Regions from separate parts of the Homo sapiens genome. Here region 2 is linked to region 1. A link is a contact called in ENCODE Hi-C or POLR2A ChIA-PET data. All regions are on one chromosome and are shown on one strand. Each heading gives the region's core, a stretch centred on a gene start or an enhancer-like site at or near the end of the contact. The rest is flanking DNA. Distances are from core to core; before and after follow the strand shown.

Evidence for each region. Hi-C counts contacts between places; a loop is a spot of excess contacts on that map. ChIA-PET counts read pairs that join two places held with the same protein, here RNA polymerase II (POLR2A). Pooled maps may share reads with other maps.
Region 2: a map of K562 shows a loop between it and region 1 (9-fold over the local background). The contact joins two enhancer-like sites. A Hi-C loop is called at or near these places in 6 of 168 maps with a recorded cell type or tissue (Caco-2, K562, MCF 10A and 3 more) and 10 of 50 pooled maps. POLR2A ChIA-PET finds 5 or more read pairs at or near these places in 6 of 52 experiments (Caco-2, H1, Panc1 and 3 more).

What each region holds. Positions count from the first base shown.
Region 1 is chr6:151,013,085-151,015,784 of GRCh38, reverse strand. MTHFD1L (methylenetetrahydrofolate dehydrogenase (NADP+ dependent) 1 like) reads right to left here. Exons shown (of 28, transcript NM_015440.5): 22 at 1,965-2,006; 23 at 805-905; 24 at 92-269. Among named protein-coding and RNA genes, the nearest start is that of MIR12131, 88 kb to the left of the region's middle. Within about 2 kb of position 1,289, at least 6 of the 41 ENCODE cell types and tissues checked have a DNase peak (open chromatin) inside an H3K27ac peak, as active enhancers do.
Region 2 is chr6:151,086,600-151,089,299 of GRCh38, reverse strand. The region is part of intron 26 of MTHFD1L (methylenetetrahydrofolate dehydrogenase (NADP+ dependent) 1 like); the gene reads right to left. It overlaps LOC124901432 (a long non-coding RNA gene), which reads left to right. Exons shown (of 4, transcript XR_007059813.1): 4 at 920-1,206. Among named protein-coding and RNA genes, the nearest start is that of MIR12131, 15 kb to the left of the region's middle. Within about 2 kb of position 1,264, at least 4 of the 41 ENCODE cell types and tissues checked have a DNase peak (open chromatin) inside an H3K27ac peak, as active enhancers do.

The sequences.
Region 1 (2,700 bases), core at 40-2,539:
TTTCTTATCTGTAGGGTTGTGGTGACAACAGAATGGGACAACCCATGCTAAGGTGTAAGAAATGTGAGCCATTGTTTTTACTAGATCTTACCTGAACATCATACAGGAACTGGAATCGGCTTCTTTTACTCGCAGCCTCTCTCACAGCCCGAGCCAAGTCCACCGATCCTTTTCCACCAACGGACCAGTGATAGCAGGGGACTGCATCAAAGGCACCAGCCCGCTTTGCAAGCTCACACACCAAGTCAATCTCAGCGCGGGTGTCGGTCCTAGTGAAGAAAATGTTTGTGGTTTTGCATCTGTATCCATTTAGCTATGTTTTCAAAGAAAGACTCACCATTTATACAGAACTTCGCTCCCTAACACTGAATACATTTTAAACATCAAAAGTGGTCACATCGTGTTTAAATAAATCAGACTTAAAGCATGGAAAAAAAAAGTCCTCTCTAAAGTGACTCAAATATTTCAAGTCGTTAAGGGTGTTATCAAGAAAATTCCATAACATATCCCTTTGATCATTCACAGTTTGTTTCAGACAAAAATGCTGGGTAGAATTAAAAAAAAAAAAAAAAAAAAAAGCCAAGGAGATAGTAACTCACTATATATAAATTTCACTTCCTTAATAACATTGTGAGAACACATTTGCTAAAATGAAACCAAACCAAATAAACAAACAGAAAGAACTGGGTATTTCTGTATACTTTTAGATGAAGCACAGAAAGACCAAATACCCCAAGACACAAATATCGTTCACAGGGTGGCCTAGTGATAATGCCCACATTTAAAGGAGGAGGCTGGACTTACTTGAAGACATTCAGAGCCACCACAACGGGAACCCCAAAGAGCTGAGTGATCTGAATTTGCTTCTGGAGGTTACAGCAGCCGTCTGCCACCAGCTGGATGTTCTGTAAAAAAGAAAAAAGCAAAACCCAGACCCCTGTGTATTGTCTCCCACCAAACCTGCCAAGCTAAACTGCCAGCACCTCTCTGGCAGGATTTGCTACATCTTTTTTCACTTTTTCCTCCAAGAAAGATGGCTGCAAGAATAAAGAGGTTCGTCTTCAAAATAATTTCTAAAATGATTCTGGATCCAATGGCATATGGGTGGGTCTGAAGCCTGGCAGCTCACCCTGCTGAGGACAGGCTGCAGGGTCTATGCAATGCGCCCATGCTCTGCAGGTTGAGGCCTGACAGGCACAAGGCCCCAGGTGGGTGAGGAGCTCTGACCAGGTATTCCTGGCTCAGATCCCTGGCGCCACCTGTAGGAGCTAAGAGGTACTGCTGCCAGCAAATCAAAGTCTATTTACAGAAAAGAGTAAGCCACTCCTGTAAATCATAAAGCCAACTGTATATAGACCTTCCATGACAAAAGAATACAGAAGTGTAAGCTTCATATTTGTTTCTGACCTGGAGACCTTGAGTTCCTGCTCTGATGGCTACCCTGGGAGTACACAATAGTAGACAAAGCCTATATCCATCTTTTCTTGATATTTAAGAGTTAACTGAATGAATTTTATCCTTTCATCCCATCCATTTCCTCTCGGATTCTTAGAACGGCACTTTTCTTTTCTTTTTTTTGAGACAGAGTCTCACTCTGTCGTCCAGGCTGGAGTACAGTGGTGCGATCGCAGCTCACTGCAACCTCTGCCTCCCAGGTTCAAGCGATTCTCATGCTGGGACTACAGGCGTGAGCCACCATGCCCAGCTAATTTTTGTATTTTTAGTAGAGATGAGGTTTTGCCATGTTGGCCATGGGTTTTGCCTGGCTGGTCTTGAACTCCTGGCCTCATGTGATCCGGTCGCCTTGGCCTCCCAAAGTGCTGAAATTACAGGTGTGAGTCACTGCGCCCGGACAGAACAGCACTTTTCTAAGAGGCCACTGAAGGAGGGCTCATTCACTGAAAGCCAACGAGTCACTGGATTTAAGAGATTCTTCACATAAGCATCTAAACAGCTCCTCTTACCTCCTCTGTATATTCTTTCTTAAGAGGAACACCAGCCGTTACCTGAAATAAGGAGAGAAAACATGAAGAATAATCCTATAAAAATGCTTACACAACCGATCTGAAAGAAAGAACAACATAATCACATTCAATTTTTAGAAATGTACCTCTATGTTTTGTGCTTTTAAAACAGTAGCTGGCAGCACTGGCTAAACCTAAACTCCTGCGGGAAGCTTTTAGAAAACACTGATCCCTGGGCTCCACCCAGACCAATGAAAGCAGAAGTTCTGGGAGGGGAACCTGGGATCAGTAATGTTTAAAATCTCCCTGGATGATTCTAATTTGAGCCAATGGAACAGTATGAAACTTCTCAAACATTGGTTCAAATTAGAACATAAAACTAATAATATGTTTAATACTTGATTTATACAGAGTACATCACCATTCGAAATCATTTTACGGTAATTGCCATAAAGTTCTGTTGTCCAGGCTGGAGGGCAGTGGCACAATCACAGCTCACTGCGGTCTCAAACTCCTGGGCTCAAGTGATCCTCCTGCCTCAGCCTCCCCAGTAGCTAGGAATACAGGTGTGTACCACCACACCCAGATAATTTTTTATTATTTTGTAGAGACGAGGTCTTGCTATCTTCCCCAGGCTGGTCTCGAACTCTTGGGCTCAAGCAGTCCTCCCACCTCGGCCTCTCAAAGTGCTGGCATTACAGGGTGAAACACTGTGCCTGGCCTTGTGGTTAATCTT
Region 2 (2,700 bases), core at 15-2,514, 74 kb before region 1:
CCTCTATAATCTGTGCCTAGCTATGGATTTGGAAAAGAACAAGCATTTTATAGTTTAAGAAAAAGAAATGAATATTCACATTTAGCCACACTGATGCTGCCCCACCCCTGAAATGAACTCTCTAGGTCAAAGGTATCTTACTGGTAAGGATGTCACTGGACTCTATGGCTGCTGCTGCTTCTGAGACTGTGACATGATTCACAGCAAGGGCAGAATTCAGTACAGATGAGGCAGTGTAAATTCAAATCTCTACTCACGGTGACAAACCAAGAAGAACCCTGAAGGCAGTGTATTTCAGCTCGTCTGACCAAAGCTACCAATGGAAGACTCTACTGCAGATAACATAATTTACTGCATGCTTGTTTACACGCACTATCTTTACAAACAAGAAAACCCAATTCTCCGCCTTTAACTATCTGCTGATGAAAGGCGATGCAGGATTTGTGCGGTTCCTGGAGCTGTATTTGTTAGCTGCAGTGGATCGGAACATGAATCTTCTAGTCATTCTGATTCTTTCACAAAACCAGGATCTAAACCTGGCCAGGCCGGGCGCAGTGGCTCATGCCTGTAATCCCAGCATTTTGGGAGGCCGAGGCGGGCGGATCACTTGAAGTCAGCCTGGCCAACATGGCGAAACTCTGTCTCTTCTACAAATACAAAAAAAAAAAAAAAAAAATTAGCTGGGTGTGGTAATGAGCACCCGTCGTTTTAGCTACTTGGGAGGCCGAGGAAGGAGAATCGTTTGAACTCGGGAGGCAGAGGTTGCAGTGAGCCGAGAGTGCACCAATGCACTCCAGCCTGGGCAACAGAGAGAGAATCTGTCTCAAAAAAGAAACAAACAAACAAAAACTAGCCGAAATATTAAATGCCAGAAAGTGTGAAATGTCTTTCCTCTTGTTTCAACTTTTCTTTCTTTCAGATGGGAGAAAAATGAGTTCAATCAGTAGACTCCCATGACCCCTTCAAGTGACGCAATCATCTCTTCCAAGAAGTGCAGCTACTTATTTGGGATAAGCGACGACAGACGAGAAACCACAAAGAATCTGCAGACGCGAGACTCCCTGACCTGCAGATATACAGCCATCTCCAATAAGTCTACATTTAAACTAAAACTTCTCCTGTTGAGCAAGCATAATGTGGAATTATGTTAGCAAGACCTTATGCATTCCCACAAATTTTCTCCCAATAAAAAAAACTGTTATCAAAGGATTGTCACCCCCCCAGACATACAGCACTGCAGGGAAAAAGGAGCCCAGACAGCCGTTGGGAGTTGACCTCTGGCCGCACGCCTGGGGTCAGTGGAGATCTATGTTGACTTTATCTGTGTGCCCTTTAAGGAGGCCTCTTGCTTAAAATAACTAAGGAGCCACTAAATTACACTTACTTGTAATGCTGCATTAATGGATTCTTCTACAAAGGCTGAAATACCTGGGCTTTTGCCCTTCATGACCCTAATTTTAACTACAATGAAGCTTCTGAATCTCTACCCATTTCGGGTTAACTCCATTTTGGAGAAAGAATGAGTTCTATCAATAGCCTTTATGAGCATTAATTAAAAATCTGTACAGAGAGAATAGTCATATATTTAAAACTAGTCATTAAGAAATAAAAGAATATCCTTGGTATAAGCTGAAAAATTATTAAAGATTCTGTTTCATAAAGTGATAGAATCATAATTTCTAACCATAATTTTCTTAACCAAAATATCGTTGTACTTAGTTTTGTTGTGTTTCTGAAATAATTTATTTTCTGATTTTGCCTGAAATCTACTACCTTTTCCAACAACAACCACAACAACAAAAATCTAATTTTATTTTGGTTCAGAAAAGGAGCAGCATTTTTACACATATCTATTTTGTTCCTACAGTTCATGATCTGAAGCAGAAGACAGTCCTTCTACATATTTCTTTCCTTCTCTGATGGATGGCTGATATACAGCGTGTTGTTTCAAAAATTTAAAAATAACTGAAAAGATTATACCAGTTAACTACATCACAATTTTATTATTTATTTATTTATTTATTTATTTATTTATTTATTTATTTATTTTTGAGATGGCCTCTGGCTCTGTCGCCCAGGCTGGACTGCAGCAGCGTGATCTCAGCTCACTGCAGCCTCCGCCTCGTGGGTTCAAGCAATTCTCCTGTCTCAGCCTCCCAAATAGCTGGGATTACAGGTGCCCGCCGCCATGCCTGGCTAATTTTTGTATTTTTGGTAGAGACAAGGTTTCACCACGGTGGCCAGACTAGTCTTGAACTCCTGACTCAAATGATTCGTCTGCCTCGGCCTCCCAAAGTGCTGGGATTATAGGGGTGAGCAATTGCGCCTGGCTGACGATACAATTTAAATAAAAAGATTTTCTTTTCAATGAAGTAACTAAAAAAATTCAAGTCTTTATTTATTAAGCAGGAGTATTTTCTGAATTGTTAACACGGTGCCTGGCAATATTAGACCCTCAGAAAGTATTTTTGGTCAGGCATGGTGGTTCACGCCTGTAATCCTGACACTTTGAGAGGCTCAGGTAGGAGGATGGATTGAGCCCAGGAGTTCAAGACCAGCCTGGGCAATATGGCAAAGCCCCATCTCTACAAAAAACAAACAAAAATTAGCCAGGTGTGGTGGTGCACAATTGTGGTCCCAGTTACTTAGGGGGCTGAGGTGGGAGGATCTCTTGAGCCCAGGAGGTCGAGGCTACAGTAA